2 separate regions of the Homo sapiens genome follow, and region 2 is linked to region 1. Evidence: read pairs that join two places in POLR2A ChIA-PET (ENCODE). Cell type or tissue: A673. All regions are shown on one strand. Links, peaks and the distances in the headings refer to the core of each region. The heading gives the core; the rest is flanking DNA.

Region 1 (8,334 bases), core at 1-8,000:
TCTTTCTAGGAGTGGGGTGCAGGAGTCTGGGCTTTTGTCAAGCTCCTCAGGAGATTTGTTTTTTTGGACAGCAGGTTTGAAAACGCTAGTCAATTGCATGTCTTTATTGTCTGTGCTTTTCTGTCAGTGAAGGTTGGTTGTCTTTTTGAATCATGCTAGATCTTTTTCCATTTTTGTTACCTAAGATCACACCTCCTCTAAGATGAACATAAGTCATTATATAGTTGTCTGTTTTGTATATAAAATATGTGCTTAATAAAACAAACAATGGAAACAAATAATCGGGATGCACATTTAGGTGATATTTTAACTGATTAACCTCAAATTTTAGCATCGTGTTCTCCTTCCAAACAGAATGGTCTCCTTTGTATGGTTTAACTATCAACTGAAATTCAAGTATTCCCCTACCTCCCATATCTTCCTTGGATGATGCTTTAGCTACAGGACAGCCTTTGCCTATAGAACCTGATTCATGTTTGACCTTTTAACACCTCTGTGGGAGAGAAGAATCATTCATCTAATTGTGGTTTACTAAGTCCTTGACTTCCACCATGTTGAAATATTGGGTATGTACCATCTGTTCCAGAATGGGTGACTCAGTGGTATGAAGAGACCTTGTAAGGAACCAAATAAGTCTTGATGGTCAGTTAGAAATTATGAGTCTCTTGAAAAACCAAAGCCTGAATCATCCAGAGAGAAACACTTCTTAGAGGAGATAGAAGAAATTCCCTAGCAAAAGTTCCAAGGGCCACTGAGTGCCATTCACAATTGTTGAGGACACCCACCTACCTTGTCCATGGATGCCCATCATGACAACCCCATTAACACCTTTGATTCCATGGATCCCTGGGTGAATCCAACATCATAGTCCTTGAGTTCTTCCAATTTGGTTCAAGAACAGGAGAGCTAGAGCAGGAAATATCAACAAACAACCCCCTCTTCTGTCTCCAACCCTGAGATGCAAATGTCTTTTCCTGTCTCCACTCCTACTGTCTGGTGATCTTTGTGCAGCAGGTATGTGCCTGAAGGAGGTCTCCAAGCCAGTTTCTGTGTGCTGTCATCTGAGATGGGGTTCCCCTTGCCAGTTCTCACACCCCACAAGACCCACCATACTGATCTCCTGGCTAGCACACACCAACCCCAGGGAAGCCTTTTCTTCACACTTGGAACCTAGATCTTGATTTCCTTTTGTGAGGTCAGAATTTGTTTAACTGGAATGTGGCACAGCATTGAATTCTTCTGCCTTGTCTATTCCAGCCTCAGAATTCTGTTTTTCTCCCACTTTGCAGTGGTCTTTGAGTTTTAACACTGTGGAACAGTATCTTTCCCCGATGATGCCCCAGATGGAAGGTTTGAGTTCTGTCCCTGGGTCCTCTCCATACCCTACCTGTTTAATGGCCCGATGTCTTGATGCCTTCTCGCATCAAGGCTCTGCGCCTACAGTCCTTCATCCAACCAGGAATTCCAGAACCCATCAGGTACCCTAGATCTTCTGAACCAGTGGGATCAGAGTCCCCGTTTTGAGTAGTACAGAGAAGAAAGTTCCCCCTTTGTGTTTACCTCCCTTTTTGTCTGCCTACTCCAGTTCCCCCTTCCCCCTGAGTGCTCAAGCTGCCTAACATCTTCCACTGCCTTCAAACAAGGGAAGCCAGAAAGTTCCAAGCCTCTTCGTCCACAGTTTACTTTTGTCCAGTACAGCCTTGGTGACCTCTGGGAGCTCTCTCCCTGAGAAGGTTGTCTGAGTGAATTAGATGAAATGTGGTGGGTGGGTTATTTGGTATGTCATCTATAACCATGAGCTAGGACGGCATGCGCTTGCCTGGGCTTAATGCTGTTACTTTCCATTAGAAAAAGATCACCTTATCATTCATCAGACACTCTACAGAATCTCAGAATTATGGTTCTGCACAATGTAAGTGAGGGCATACATCCACCTACCCAGGAACTGAAGTGGAATCTCCCCCACCCCACTTGTGGCATCTCCCCACGATTGCTCTTCAGACAAATCCTCATCTGTTTAGTTGTCATTCTGCTGGGGACAATGCAATCTAAGTTATTTCATTTAGTTATTTTCATCCCCTTCCCCTCTCTCATTGTATCCTTCACCACAGACAGCTCTTCCAGTTTCCAATAATTGTTTATACTCCTTATTTCTTTTTCTTTTTTTTTGAGATGGAGTCTCGCTCTGTCACCCAGGCTGGAGTGCAGTGGCGCGATCTCGGCTCACTGCAAGCTCCACCTCCCGGGTTCATGCTCTTCTCCTGCCTCAACCTCCTAAGTAGCTGGGACTACAGGCGCGTGCCACCACGCCTGGCTAATTGTTTTGTATTTTTTTTTTTTTTTTTTTTTTTTTTAGTAGAGACAGGGTTTCACCATGTTAGCCAGGATGGTCTTGATCTCCTGACCTCATGATCTGCCTGCCTCAGCCTCCCGAATAGCTGAGATTACAGGTGCCCGCCACCACGCCCAGCCAACTTTTGTATTTTTAAGAGAGATGTGGTTTCACCATGTTGGCCAGGCTGGTCTCAAACTCCTGACCTCAAATGATCTGCCCTCCTCAGCCTCCCAAAGTGCTGGGGGTTACGGACATAAGCCTCCATGCCCAGCCTGTTTTTGTTTTTTCTTTTTTTAATTGACAAATAACAATAGTCTATATGTTTTGAAATATGTATGCATATATTGTGGAATGGGAAAATCAAGCTAATTAGCATATGCATTATGTCACATACTTTTTTGTGGTGAGAACACTTGAAATCTACTCTCTTAAGCAGTTTTCAAGTGTATAATACATTGTGATGAACAGTAGTCACCATGTTGTATAGTAAGTCTCTTGAACTTAAAAAAGGAAAGAAATTATGAGTCTCTTCACATACTGGTATTAAGCAATATTTGTTTACAGTGCTGGAAAGGAGCTTCCTTACTTATTAGGAACCTCAGGTGGACCTCTCATGGTTGCAGATGGCTTCTCACTTACAAAGGAGATTGTGACCAGCTGTTGAGAACTGTTTGGCTTTACTTCCTTCAGAGACCAGACTTGGTTGTATGTCAGAGTAGTCCCCCCCTTATCCTCAGGGGATATGAGCCCAGACCCCCCAATGGATGCCTGAAATCACAGATAGTACCAAACCCTATATATGCTATGTTTTTTTCCTATACATGCATACTTGCGATAAAGTTTAATTTATAAATTAGGCACAGGAAGAGATTAACAACAACTATAATAAAACAGAACAGTTATAAAAATACAGTGTAATAAAAGTTATGTGAAGATGATCTCTCTTTCTCAAAGTATGTTATCGTATGTAATATTTTCAGATTGCAGTTGATATGGATAGCTTTAAACCTCAGAAAGGGAATCGCAAATAAGGAGGGATTACCATATATCCTCGCTAAGAGTCCTCTGACTCTTTTTCTCTCCTCAGACTCACCCCACACAGACCGCGTTTCTCTCCAGTGTCGACCTACACACTCACTGCTCTTACCAGATGATGTTGCCAGAGTCAGTAGCCATTGTTTGCTCCCCCAAGTTCCAGGAGTGAGTATAGAGGGCATGGTTCTGGGTGTTTCAAGGGGGTAGTAGGGAAGAAAGCCTCAGGGGAAAAGGTCTCTATTCTTGTGGACTTGTCCTTTGTAAAATACATAGATTATAATGTAAGTTGGTTATTCTAAAGGGCTTCCTTTTAAGCCCCATATCATGATTTATCTATCATGCTTGTTCAAAAAGATATCCAAGTAACAACTTAGTTGCTTTTCTAAGAAAAGTCTACAAGAAATTTGAAGTGTTTGACTTGAAGCGATAGGAATGTCAAGAGTTTTATGTTGGATTAGAAAGTTTCAAAATCATAAAATATAAAAAAATAAAAAATAAAAAATAAAAAAATATAATAAAAAAATAAAAATAAAAAATAAGAAAGTTTCAAAATCAAACACATTATCTCAGAATGCACTTCTTTTTCATACCAAATCCTGTCTCTACTCCCACTTTGATTATTTACTATGAATTCTCCAGCAAAACTAGTGTGATGGCAGTAATGAGTCATTCTCTAACTGTGATTCATTCACCAGAGAAGAGACCTGTGAGGCAGCATCCTACAGAAGCTGTCTCACAATGACCTCTGCCCTGCTGTGTGAGTGTGCATGCTGGTGTGTGTGTGCGTGCATATGTTTGGGATGGAGGGACACCTTTGCTTGACTCTTAGCCTGCCTTTTTTAAATTTCAGAACTGGATTCTTTAAACTAACTGACCATGGACTAGAGGAGATTTCTTCCTGTCGCCAGAAAGGATTTCATCCACACAGCAAGGATCCACCTCTGTTCTGTGTACGTATCTATGTAAAAGAAAATGGGGCTATGCTTCAAGCAGGGAGGACAGTCAGAGCTGATGAAATGCATCATCCTTTCTGATCCACACAGAAGACCAGCTTTGTCACTTACCTTGCCAGATCTCCATAATAAGGACGTACATGAGAAGCAGTGTGGGACAGGAATAGATTTGAATCTTAGCTTTGCCACTGTGTGCCTTTGATTGGGCTACTTACCGTTCCTGGGCCTCAGTTTTCCCATCTATAAAATAGGCATAATAATAACACCTACTTTATAGGGTTCTTGAGATGATTAAATGAAGTAATGTGCAGGAAGTACGTAATGCAGTTGCTGGCTTATTAAATGTTACTTTTTCCTTTCATCAATGTCTCTTTCTAAGCCTGTACTTCAATAAGAGATTTGAAGGCAAAGGAAAAGAGAAGCCACTTCAGATAGGTAAATTAAGTATATTTGTAGAATTTTGCTTAAATCATAGGGGCTTTACGACCTTCCTACAAAGTTCTTTTTTCCCTATGTTGTGGTCTGTGAATAAAAAGTTTAGTTGATGATAAGATCAGTATGTTTCCATTTGCCCCTGCAAGCTGATTTGATGGTGTTGCATTACTCCATGCTGGCCATGGAGTATTATTTCTTTTGGGTTCAGAGAAAAGTGAGCAATATGGAAAAGGGACTAAGAACCTTGACACTTAAAAGGACCTGGAGATGCTTAGAAGAGAAACCCCAGGAAGGATCTGAGAGCTGATTTCAAGTGTTAGAAGAGTTGAAGTATAAAAAAAGGGATTGGGTATATTTCACGTCACTCCTAGCACTAAAACAAAGACTTCATGGAATGATGGTTTTCTGCTGAGCGTGAGGAAGAACTTTCTGACAAATCTGTTCAAAAATAGATCAGTCTGCCTTGGAATGTCTAAGTACTAGGATGTTGAAACAAAGACTACACAATCAGAAAAAAAGGTCTGGGGCACCAGTGCCCATGTTTTCAGTTATAAAGGCCCCTGTTGCATGCCAAAAGGGAGCATTCTTCTCTCACCATGTGACAGTAGGTATACTTTATTATTTGGGTGACATCATAGCTAAAAAAACTGTGATGAATTCAGTAATTCTTTTAAATTAATATATATTTTAGGGATGACACTATTTGTTCCCAAGTTTAGGAATCAAAGAATGAGTCTAGAATGTATATACATTTTAAAAATAAACAAAGGTAAATGGGCAAACACTGATTCCATCTACAGGTGGGACTGGTGGTAGTAATGAGTCCCAGACTCTTACCACAACTACCACTTAAATAGCAGTCTGGCTTCCAGACTGAGAACCACTAGCCTAGAATGAACATTTTAAATAAGGGTTTTTTTGTTTTTGTTTTTGTTTTTGTTTTTGTTTGAAACAGAGTCTCGCTCTGTTGCCGGGCTGGAGTGCAGTGGTATGATCTCAGCTCACTGCAGCCTCTGCCCCCCAGGTTCAAACAATTCTGCTGCCTCAGCCTCTCGAGTAGCTGGGACTACAGGTGCGCGCCGCCACACCGGGTTAAATTTTTTTTTTTTTTTTTTTTTTAGTAGGGTCAGGGTTTCACCATGTTGGCCAGGATGGTCTTGATCTCCTAACCTCATGATCTGCCCACCTTGGCCTCCCAAAGTGCTGGGATTACAAGCGTGAGCCACCGCACCCAGCCAAAAAGTGGTTTTTTAAAATGACTTTTCAGGCCGGGCACGGTGGCTCACGCCTATAATCCCAATACTTTGGGAGACTGAGGCAGGCAGATTACTTGAGGTCAGGAGTTCAAGTCCAGGCTGACCAACATGGCGAAACCCCACCTCTACTAAAAACACAAAATTAGCCAGGCATGGTGGCTCGTGCCTGTAATCCCAGCTACTGGGAAAGCTAAGGCAGAAGAATCGCTTGAACCCAGGAGGCGGGGGTTGCAGTGAGCCGAGATCGTGCCACTGCACTCCAGCCTGGGCAACAGAGCAAGACCCTATATGAAGAAAAAAAAAAAAAAGACTTTTCAGAATTTTCTAGGACTCCACCTTTCTTTTTTCCTATTGCAGAGCTGCAGCCACGTGACTGTTGTGGACAGAGCAGTGACCATCACAGACCTTCGATGAGCGTTTGAGTCCAACACCTTCCAAGAACAACAAAACCATATCAGTGTACTGTAGCCCCTTAATTTAAGCTTTCTAGAAAGCTTTGGAAGTTTTTGTAGATAGTAGAAAGGGGGGCATCACCTGAGAAAGAGCTGATTTTGTATTTCAGGTTTGAAAAGAAATAACTGAACATATTTTTTAGGCAAGTCAGAAAGAGAACATGGTCACCCAAAAGCAACTGTAACTCAGAAATTAAGTTACTCAGAAATTAAGTAGCTCAGAAATTAAGAAAGAATGGTATAATGAACCCCCATATACCCTTCCTTCTGGATTCACCAATTGTTAACATTTTTTTCCTCTCAGCTATCCTTCTAATTTCTCTCTAATTTCAATTTGTTTATATTTACCTCTGGGCTCAATAAGGGCATCTGTGCAGAAATTTGGAAGCCATTTAGAAAATCTTTTGGATTTTCCTGTGGTTTATGGCAATATGAATGGAGCTTATTACTGGGGTGAGGGACAGCTTACTCCATTTGACCAGATTGTTTGGCTAACACATCCCGAAGAATGATTTTGTCAGGAATTATTGTTATTTAATAAATATTTCAGGATATTTTTCCTCTACAATAAAGTAACAATTAACTTATGTTTTTGTGCTTCAGAGTGATCCATTTGATCAAGCATTGTATAAACAGGTTAAAAAAAAGGTATGGTTGTTTTGGAAAGGTGAAGGAAAAATGGAATTTGAGATATACTGACACTGATGGTGTGTCCCAGTTCACTTTTAATTACTCCTTGTTTTTTATCTGCCTGTTGCCATCTTCCAGAGGTGTTGTGAAGTCATCTCTGTTCTTTTGGTGCTGTCTCAAATGGGTCAACCATTCACTTCCTCCTTATGCCCTCCATGCTTTTGGCTGAGGATAATGAAGCCTTTGTTTGGAGTACCAGGTTACACTCCAATAAATGATTACATTTCCCAGCCACCCCACCCTACCAATTTCATTGTGTTGGCTGTTCTTTTCTGACTAAGGCAATACCTAGGAAAACGCTTGAAGCAGCAATTGTTACTGCAATTTTCTGTGAGCTGAGCCTGGTGTTCTAGGTGGCCTAGAAATAATGGTGTCATTTGTGACACCTCGAGTGAGGGCAGGAGAGTAAATACTTTGGCTAGGAGAAGAGTGATTTATTCTTTATCAGAATTCTAGGTGGGGGAGGGAGAATCTGTGAATGCATAAAGTTTTCTTCATTTTTAAATTTTGTCTCAGTCTTTATTGCTTAGGTTAGTGGTCCTTGAACTTGTCCCCTGAAAGAGCCCAGTTCTCTATATTCTTTTTCTTCTCTTGGGTTCTTAATTCCCCATATAGTGGAAATTCCTTCTTTGCTGTTTTGGTATGGGTGGGTCTGGGGGCCAGCTGGGCTTGGACAAGCCATTTCCTGCTGCAGCCCAGAGCAGCCTGGCTGTTCCACCTTGCTCTAAACAGTCCTGAAATTGCCCAGTCCTCTGCTTTTGGGAAATCCATCCCCTTCTTCCCATTCTTTGTCTACCACTTAGCTTAGGGCTTTCTTACCTTTTATTTCGACTGTAGCCGTTGGCTTTTACCAAGTCTCTTTGTTTTTAGCATTTCTTCATTCCAGTCTGTTCTGCACACTTTGATCAGGAGAAGCTTCTCACATTCCAGCCATGTTCATGTTTTCTCTCTTGCTCAAAAACCTGCAATAGCTTCCCATTGCTGAAAATCTAAATTTAGCTTTTAGTCAGAACTTTCCACTTAAAGTTCTTACCCCTGGCTATATATTCAAATATCTAGGGAGCAATTTAAAAAATACTGATGCCTGTGTTCTACCCCCCACCAATTAAAGCTGAATCTCTAGGGTGGAGCCTCAGATGTTGTTTCTGCATTTGTCTTTCAAGCTGCTAGAATTCTCA
Region 2 (8,334 bases), core at 82-8,081, 100 kb after region 1:
CATTCTATTCCTGAGTGAATGTTTGGTATGACATGAAAGAGATATTTCAAATTACCTAACATTTTATAAATGCAATGCTATTCATACATACTGCTTTGAACCCTGGGGCTATGGCTGTAGGCGGTAAAGAGCCTGTGAAGTATTTTCAGCAAGGAAAGTCATGTCATTATATTGCCGTACTACAGACGGGTGGAGTGAAGGGGAAAAACTGGAAGGAGGGAACAGCTTTTGCCAGGAGCTCAATACAACTTACCTCAGTGACCTGTGGATGGGTAGACAATGAGGAAATAGAAGCCCACAAGGACTGCACTGCTAGTACCTTATGAAGGCAGGAATTTACTCCTGGACTTTCTGACCTTAAGGCCTGTACTCTGTCCATATGCTTCCCTGCCTCCAGGAGGCAGAACCAGAAGGCTCTTGCCATAATCCAGGTAAGAAGTAAAGAGGACCCGACCAGGGCAGAGGTGAGAGGAGAGGCAAGGAGAGAACATTCTAGAGAGATGAAAGAGAATTGAGTGACTTCCCAGATATAGTAGGGAGAAGGAAAAACAAGGAAAATTCCAGGTCCGTGGCTTGGATGACTGGATGGATGATGTTCATCATTAACCGACTTAGGATACTTCAGAGGAAGAGCAGGTTTAAGGTGGAGATGGGAAAAGAATGGTGTAGATCCTCTGATTGCATAAGAAAACAAGACAGCAGAAGCAAAGGCATGGCTTGTAATGCCCAAGATAGACATTATGGGTGGGCCTCAGAGCCCCCGAAGACTGCATTGTAGCAGCCAAAACAGCAAAGAGCTCATCAGGGCTTGGGGACTGTCTTTTAGGTTTGTTTGAAGAGACTGTACCAGAGGGCCAGGGAGGAGGAGAAAGGAATTGAGCTGGCCTATCTAGAGCAGCTGCATGGCCAACACGAAGCCTGGCTTATTCACAAGACAACGAAGTAAGTGGGGAGAAAAGAATGTATCAGAGACAGAGACCTGGCTCCCAACAGCCAGTTGTTAAAAACAAGTTCAGCATGCAGCCCCCTGTAGGAAGGTTCAGAATATACTGGAAATGGTTGGAAATGTCAAGCATTTTCCAACTCAGAAGTTTAATATTGCTGGACACCGTGGCTCACGCCTGTAATCCCAGCACTTTGGGAGGCTGAGGCAGTCACCTGAGGTCAGGATTCAAGACCAGCCTGGCCAACATGGTGAAACCCTGTCTCTACTAAAAATAGAAAAATTAGCCAGGTGTGGTGTCAGGCGCCTGTAATACCAGCTACTCGGGAGGCTGAGGCAGGAGAATCGCTTGAACCTGGGAGGCAAAGATTGCGGTGAGCCGAGATCGCACCACTGTACTCCAGCCTGGGCGACAGAGTGAGATGCCCAGAAGAAGTTTAATATTGAATATAATCTTTACATTCCAAGGGCCTTTTTATTAGATTGTATTTCTCCAGCTTTTTCTTTGTTTCTTAACATTTCCCTAGACTGAACATTGTGATTGATGGTGATAGTTGGCTCAGCATGAAGGGCTGAAAATGTTAGAGAAATTGTCAGTATTACTAAGTTGGCATTCCTGGTTTCTGCCTGTCCTCCCTTTAGGCTTGGTTTGTTGTCCACTTAAAATGTTTGGTGCTCTGACTGTTTGTTAGTATCACTCTCAAGAATGAAGAGAAACCTCAACCTTTCTGTTTCCGGCCAACTTTATTGAATTTGTTTTTTTAAATGCAGTTTACATGCAGTTTCTTTGAAAAGTCATGTTGAATTTAGATCTGTTCTCTGAGTAAGACTTGGCGAGTATGTGAAACTTGACTCAAGTTACATTTCTTTTTTTCTGTCCCCCAAACGTTCACGCTTCTTATAGGCTCCACTTTGAGGCTCTGATGAACATTCCAGTGCTGGTGTTGGATGTCAATGATGATTTTTCTGAGGAAGTAACCAAACAAGAAGACCTCATGAGAGAGGTGGGAAGGACTTTAACTCCTGTTTTCTGGTGGTTTCCTTTGTTGTACTTTTATCTTTCTGGCCTTTGCTTCAAAGTTCAATATCATGGGTCTTGTGCTTTGCATCTCACATTGCATTTCACACTCCAAGGCCTATGGAATCTTGTGCAGATTACAAATATCCCTATTCTCTAAAGTATGCTGGACTAATAATTGTTAAATAATTGACTTGTAACATGTGCTTGCCAGCTGACTTTCTTCTCTAAGGCATCCTAAAACTAGGGAAATGAGACTACTGGATTCTATTCCCAGCTCTGCCACTTGATGCTATATGACCCTGGGCTGCCCACATTTCTTCTCCATGCCTATTATTTTCCTTTCCTCACAAAAACCTCATGGGCTTGGCTGCATATGCATTGGGGGTGGACCATTGAAAATTCTGTTAAAAATGTGAAATTAAACTTCTGATTTTCTCCTTCCCACAGGTAAACACCTTTGTAAAGAATCTGTAACCAATACCATGAAGTTCAGGCTGTGATCTGGGCTCCCTGACTTTCTGAAGCTAGAAAAATGTTGTGTCTCCCAACCACCTTTCCATCCCCAGCCCCTCTCATCCCTGGAGCACTCTGCCGCTCAAGAGCTGGTTTGTTAATTATTGTTAGACTTTGCCATTGTTTTCTTTTGTACCTGAAGCATTTTGAAAATAAAGTTTACTTAAGTTATGCTTGTTTTTCTAATTCAGTTGCTCATTTATTTCAGCATGTATCTCTTGGTGCTTGCTCTAAATTCACCTCTAGACTAGTGTATTAGTCCGTTTTCACACTGCTATAAAGATACTACCTGAGGCTGGGTAATTTCTAAAGGAAAGAGGTTTAATCGATTCACAGTTTCGCATGGTGGGGGAGGCCTCAGGAAACTTACAATCATGGCAGAGGGGAAACAGGCACATCTCACATGGTGGCAGGTGAATGAGCGAGTGCAAGAAAGAGCAGGGAAACCTGCCTTATAAAACCATTAGATCTTTTGAGAGCTCACTGCCATGAGAACAGCATGGGGGACCTGTCCCGGTGATACAGTCGCCTCCCACCAAGTCTCTCCCTTGACACCTGGGGATTACAATTCAAGATGAGATTTGGCTGGGGACACAAAGCCTAACCATATCAACTAGCAATTTTCAAATTGCTCCCAGAACTCTAACCCAAGCCCTACCTGCCATGCATGAAGAAGGGAAATAAAGTGGCTCAAGAGTGGGTGGGATCTTAAATGTGAGCCCCCCAGAGCAGGAAATGGAGCATGAACTCCAGGAAGCTTCTTTATCTCTTCCCATCTGCCACTCTTGACATAGGGGACAGGTGTGGGGAACTTAAACCCTTGTCCTAGAGCTAAAGAACCTGGCCAAAAGAAAAAGGTAGAAAACAGCAAGAACCCAAAAGTTAAGCATCTGACATTTAAGATTGGCCCGCCCGGCACTCTATCTTTGTCTAAATACCTTACCCAATGACTTCCAGATAACGTTAATGGAGTGGATCTCTCTGTGCAGGAAAAAAAAAAAAAAAATTTTTTGTTGTGCTCTTTACCCTTCAAATAGAATTTATTGTTAAGGGAAGAAAAATACATGGCTCTATAGGATTGAAGTGCTCCATTGCCAGAAGCCTGCAGGTCCATGATTCACAGGAGCAGATCTGCACTGAACCCTTGACGGTTCTGCAGGTACACAGGAAGATGAATGATCTGGGGACGTAAGAGTGCCCCAGAAGACAGAAATCTGTGTTTCTGTCCTTTATGCTTTGGGGAAATGAATGTGAGATTGGTTTCTAACAAATACATAGGCCAGGCAAGGTGGCTTACACCTGTAATGCCAGCACTTTGGGAGACCAAGGCAGGTGGATCACCTGAGGTCAGCAGTTCAAGACCAGTCTGGGCAACATGGCAAAACCCCATCTCTACCAAAAATACAAAATTTATCCGGGCGTGGTGGTGTATGCCTGTAATCCCAGCTACTTGAGAGGCTGAGGCAGGAAAATCGCTTGAACCCAGGAGGCGGAGGTTGCAGTGAGCTGAGATCACACCACTGCACTCTAGCCTGGGCGACAAGAACGAAACTCTGTCTCAAAAAAAAAAAAAAAAAGTAATGTTTTAATATAAAAGTATGGCAATTTCCTTATCCTACTTATTTAAAACATTTTAATAGCTTTATTGATACATAATTCACATATTATACAATTCACTCATCTAAACTGTACGATTCAGGCCACACACAGTGGCTCACACCTGTAATCCCAGAGATTTGAGAGGCCAAAGTAAGAGAATTGCTTGAGGCCAGGAGTTTGAGACCAGCCTAGGTAACATAACGAGAGGCCAGCTCTCCAAAAAAGTAAAAATTAAAAAAATAAGCCAGGTGTGGTGGAGTGAGCCTGTAGTCCTAGCTACTTGGGAGGCTGAGGTGGGAGGATCGCTTGAACCCAGGAGGCTGCAGTGAGCTATGATCCTGCCACTGCACTTGTAGGTGACAGAGCGAGACTCTATCTCTTAAAAATAAAGTGTACAGGCCAGGCGTGGTGGCTCACGCCTGTAATCCCAGCATTTTGGGAGGCTGAGGCAGGTGGATCAACTGAGGTCAGGAGTTTGAGACCAGCCTGGCCAACATGGTGAAACCCCGTCTCCAATAAAAATACAAAAAATTAGCCGGGTGTGGTGGTGTGTGCCTGTAATCCTAGCTACTCAGGAGGCAGAGCAGGAGGATCGCTTGAACCCAGGAGGCAGAGGTTGCAGTGAGCCAAGATCGCACCACTGCACTCCAGCCTGGGCAACAAGAGCAAAACTCCATCTCAATAAATAAATAAATAAAAACAAAAAATAAAGTATACAATTCAATAGTTTGTAGTATAGTAGTCATGGGGCTGTATAACCAATACCACAATTCCAGAACATTTTCATCACCCCAAAAAGAAAGCCCATACCCCATCTCCCCCAAGTTTCCCTGCTGCCAACTCCCAGCCCTAGGCAACAACCAGTCTACTTTTGTCTCTGTAGATTTGCCTATTCCTGCAATTTCATATGAATAGAATCATACTATGTTGTCTCCTGTAACTTTTTTTTTTAACTGAGCATAATGTTTTCAAAGTTCATCCAAGTGGTAACATGTATCAGTACTTCGTTCCTTTCTTCCCCCACAACAGTCTCACTGTGTTGCCCAGGCTGGAGTGCAGTGGTGCAGTCACAGCTCACTGCGGCCTTGAACTCCTGGGCTCAAGCCATCCTCCTACTTCAGCCTCCTGAGTAGTTGAGACTATAGGTGCACACCACCGCGCCCACTAATTATTTTATTTTTAGTAGAGACTGTCTCACTATGTTGCCCAGGCTGGTCTCCAACTTCTGGTGTCAAGTGATTCTCCTGCCTCAGCCTTCCAAAGTGCTAGGATTACAGATGTAAGCCACTACACTCTTCACCTAGTTTTAAAGCCTGAAAGTCTACAAATTCAGCATCTCTATTGGTAAATATTGCCTTTTAGAAAGTAAACGTTGGCTGGGCACTGTGGCTCAAGCCTGTAATCCCAGCACCTAGGGAGGCCGAGGCGGGCGGATAACTTGAAGTCAGGAGTTCGAGACCAGCCTGGCCAACAAGGTGAAACCCCATCTCTACTAAAAATCAGAAATTAGCTGAGCATGGTAGTGCAGGCCTATAGTCCCAGCTACTCGGGAGGCTGAGGCAGAAGAATTGCTTGAACTGGGAGGCAGAGGCTGCAGTGAGCCGAGATTGCACCACTGCCCCCTAGCCTGGGTGACAGAGCGAGATTCTGTCTCAAAAAAAAAAAAAGTAAATATCCTCTAGGATAGTGCGGGCCATCAACAGTGTAACCTAGGTGATATTTGTCATTTTCCAAATTTGTAGCCGAGATCATCTGTAGAGAGTAAACATATTAATGAGCAGCAGTAATTTTGAATCTTAAATTGTGGGGGAGGGACAAGTAGGTCTGGGTGGAGCCTGTAAGTGTGCAGATTAGGACCACAGGAAGGCAGGCTGAAACCTTGGGCACCGTGGGTTTTTAAAGTGGACGCTAGAGAGTGGAGGTCACACTAAAACGGTCCCTACTCTACACTCAGGCCAGTCTGGATGGCTGTTATTCTTGGTTTAGGCCAACTCCCAGCGTCAAAAAATTTGGATTAACACATAAGAAATAGCTGCATTTCTTTCTGGCTTACGATGTGGTAAAACCTGCTGTTCTGGAACCTGAATATTACCTTGATGGGTTTATAACAAGGATCAAGGTTGTGAAAGTTCTCAAACTCTCAGAAGGTGATAATTTCAAGTAAAAGAGATTGTTTGTTATATGCAAATACCAGAATCACAGAGGAAGTGATGCAACGAAATAACATGCACTTTAAAATTTTAATACTATTTAACCTTCTTCAGCCCTCACTTAAATAGCAGTTTACATTTTCTGAACCACTTTCTCCTTCATGGGTCTCTCCTGGCTCCCCTACATTTGATGCCTCCCCTTCTGCTTCCTGGGCTGCCATCTTTTTCTCTTTTCCTCGAAAGTGTTGGTGTCCCCAAGGTACCCTTGGCTCATTTCTGTCTTCGTCCACTCCCTCTGCGTGATCTTGGATTTGTTTTCTATCACTGCCATTATCAAATTACCACAAATGTAACAGCTTAAAGCAGCATACATTTATTATCTTACAGCTCTGGAGGTCAGAACTCTGACATGGGTCTCACTGGGACAAAATCAAGTTATCAACAGGGCTGCTTTTCTTTCTGGAGTTTCTAGAGGAGACTCCGTTTCTTTACCTTTTCTGTCTTCTAGAAGCTGCCCACATTCCTTGGCTTGTGGCCCCTTCATCTTCAAAGCCAGTAGTGTTGCATCTCTAACCACAGCCAGGAATCCTTCTCTGCTTTCAAGGACCCACGTGATTACACTGGCCCCCTCTGGGAAATCTAAGCTGCGGGGTGGGAGGGAGGCTGCTATTCTGCTTTCCGCAGATCTCAAACACTATCATGGCTCCTACTATTCTCATGGGGTGAAGACTTCTTATGAACTTGGAAATTTTATGGAAAATGTGAATCATATGCAAGAGGGAATGGTATCAAGCACCCCTGTACCCCCATACCCACATTCTAGCCCAATCAGCCTAAGATCACCAGAAACGAACCTTGAGTTTGAGAAGGTCAGATTGCAATGAGGAAGACCACATACCAGAGGAACTGTGGGGCATCTCACCAAACAGGAAAATATACCGTTACAGGATTTTAAGGAAAACTAGAGTTTTGGTAAAATTGAATGAAGCATTGTTTGGATAGGTGCAAAGCAAAGCAGGACTGTGTATAAAGGAGTCTGTTCTGAACTGTTCGGTGAACTCAGGTTTGTTTCCCTAGAAAGTACAAAGTTAAGACAAACATGGAATTTGTGTTCAGAAGCTCCTTACGTGAAACTCTGAACCTGGCTTGGAAACCAAGACAACTTCTCTGTGTCAAAGTGACTTAGAATCTTCTGGCCAAAAAAAAAAAAAAAAGGAATTTTTACTGATAACATTTAACATTTCACACAGCAAAGTTTTTACTGATAACATTTAACATTTCACACAGCAAAGTTTCTGATAGTTCATGATTTTAAAGAACAAGGTTTCTCTATGAGTCAGAAAGCAGTAGTCACACAAGGAAAGGGGTCATTATGACACTTTACGGCTACAACGTGCTCGTGGGAGAAATACTGTTTCATGGTAACTTTTGTGACTGGCTTTAGCTGTGTAATGTCCTCCCAGCCTGTTGAGTCGCAGGGCAGCTTTTTACCTTCTTAGCATGAGCCAACTTCGACTTTCTCGCCAACTTCGACTTTCTCGCCAACTTCGACTTTCTCACCCACTTCGGTTATCTACTCAGAACCAATCTGGTTTCACCTACAGCCTACCCCCACTCTCATTATTCTGAAGCAAATCCCAAACAGGAGGATGTCTTTTAAAGCTAGAGCTATATCAAACTATGGATTTCACAACCCGGATCCCTTATGCTCAATGGGTACAAAACAGTTCTCCCCACCCGCATACCCACCACCAACCCTACCCCAACCCAGCCAGCAAAGCCATTTCCCCTGCTTCTCCATTCACCCCGTTGGCCACATTAAAAACCTTGGTGTTATCTTTGACCCCCCACTTACACTCATTCTCAACAAATTCTGCCTATTCATCTCTGAAATCTTTCAAATCTTCTCTGCACCTGTTTCTGTCTCTCTAGTTGAAGGTGTAGTGGAAATTGTGGTTGACTCCCCAGCATTCATCCCACCTCTCCTCCTCTTCCATAGCAGTCATATGGTCCCCATTGTAGCAGTGGCCATGCCTAGGAATGGCAGGAATGGCCCCTCCCCTGCCCCCCAATTACTACTACCAGTAATCATTTCTTCCCCAAGCCAC

What was found. Peaks named below come from ENCODE experiments on the same cell type or tissue, not always from the same donor. Only the 100,000 strongest peaks of a DNase experiment are listed, where the experiment ranks them.
Region 2: POLR2A ChIA-PET joins it to region 1 with 10 read pairs; 5 of 35 experiments call an interaction of 5 or more read pairs at or near these places.

The regions. Positions count from the first base shown.
Region 1 is chr2:73,855,832-73,864,165 of GRCh38, forward strand. STAMBP (STAM binding protein) reads left to right here. Exons shown (of 10, transcript NM_213622.4): 8 at 3,423-3,535; 9 at 4,221-4,320; 10 at 6,372-8,334. The coding sequence ends at 6,428. It overlaps LOC112268419 (a long non-coding RNA gene), which reads right to left and starts at 1,146. Exons shown (of 3, transcript XR_007087106.1): 1 at 790-1,146. In A673, for the core only: no CTCF peak of the experiment used is centred there; no DNase peak of the experiment used is centred there.
Region 2 is chr2:73,956,299-73,964,632 of GRCh38, forward strand. DGUOK (deoxyguanosine kinase) reads left to right here. Exons shown (of 7, transcript NM_080916.3): 5 at 827-942; 6 at 1,848-1,947; 7 at 2,412-2,648. The coding sequence ends at 2,438. DGUOK-AS1 (DGUOK antisense RNA 1) reads right to left here. Exons shown (of 2, transcript NR_104030.1): 2 at 1,669-1,909. Among named protein-coding and RNA genes, the nearest start is that of DGUOK-AS1, 21 kb to the right of the region's middle. In A673, for the core only: no CTCF peak of the experiment used is centred there; no DNase peak of the experiment used is centred there.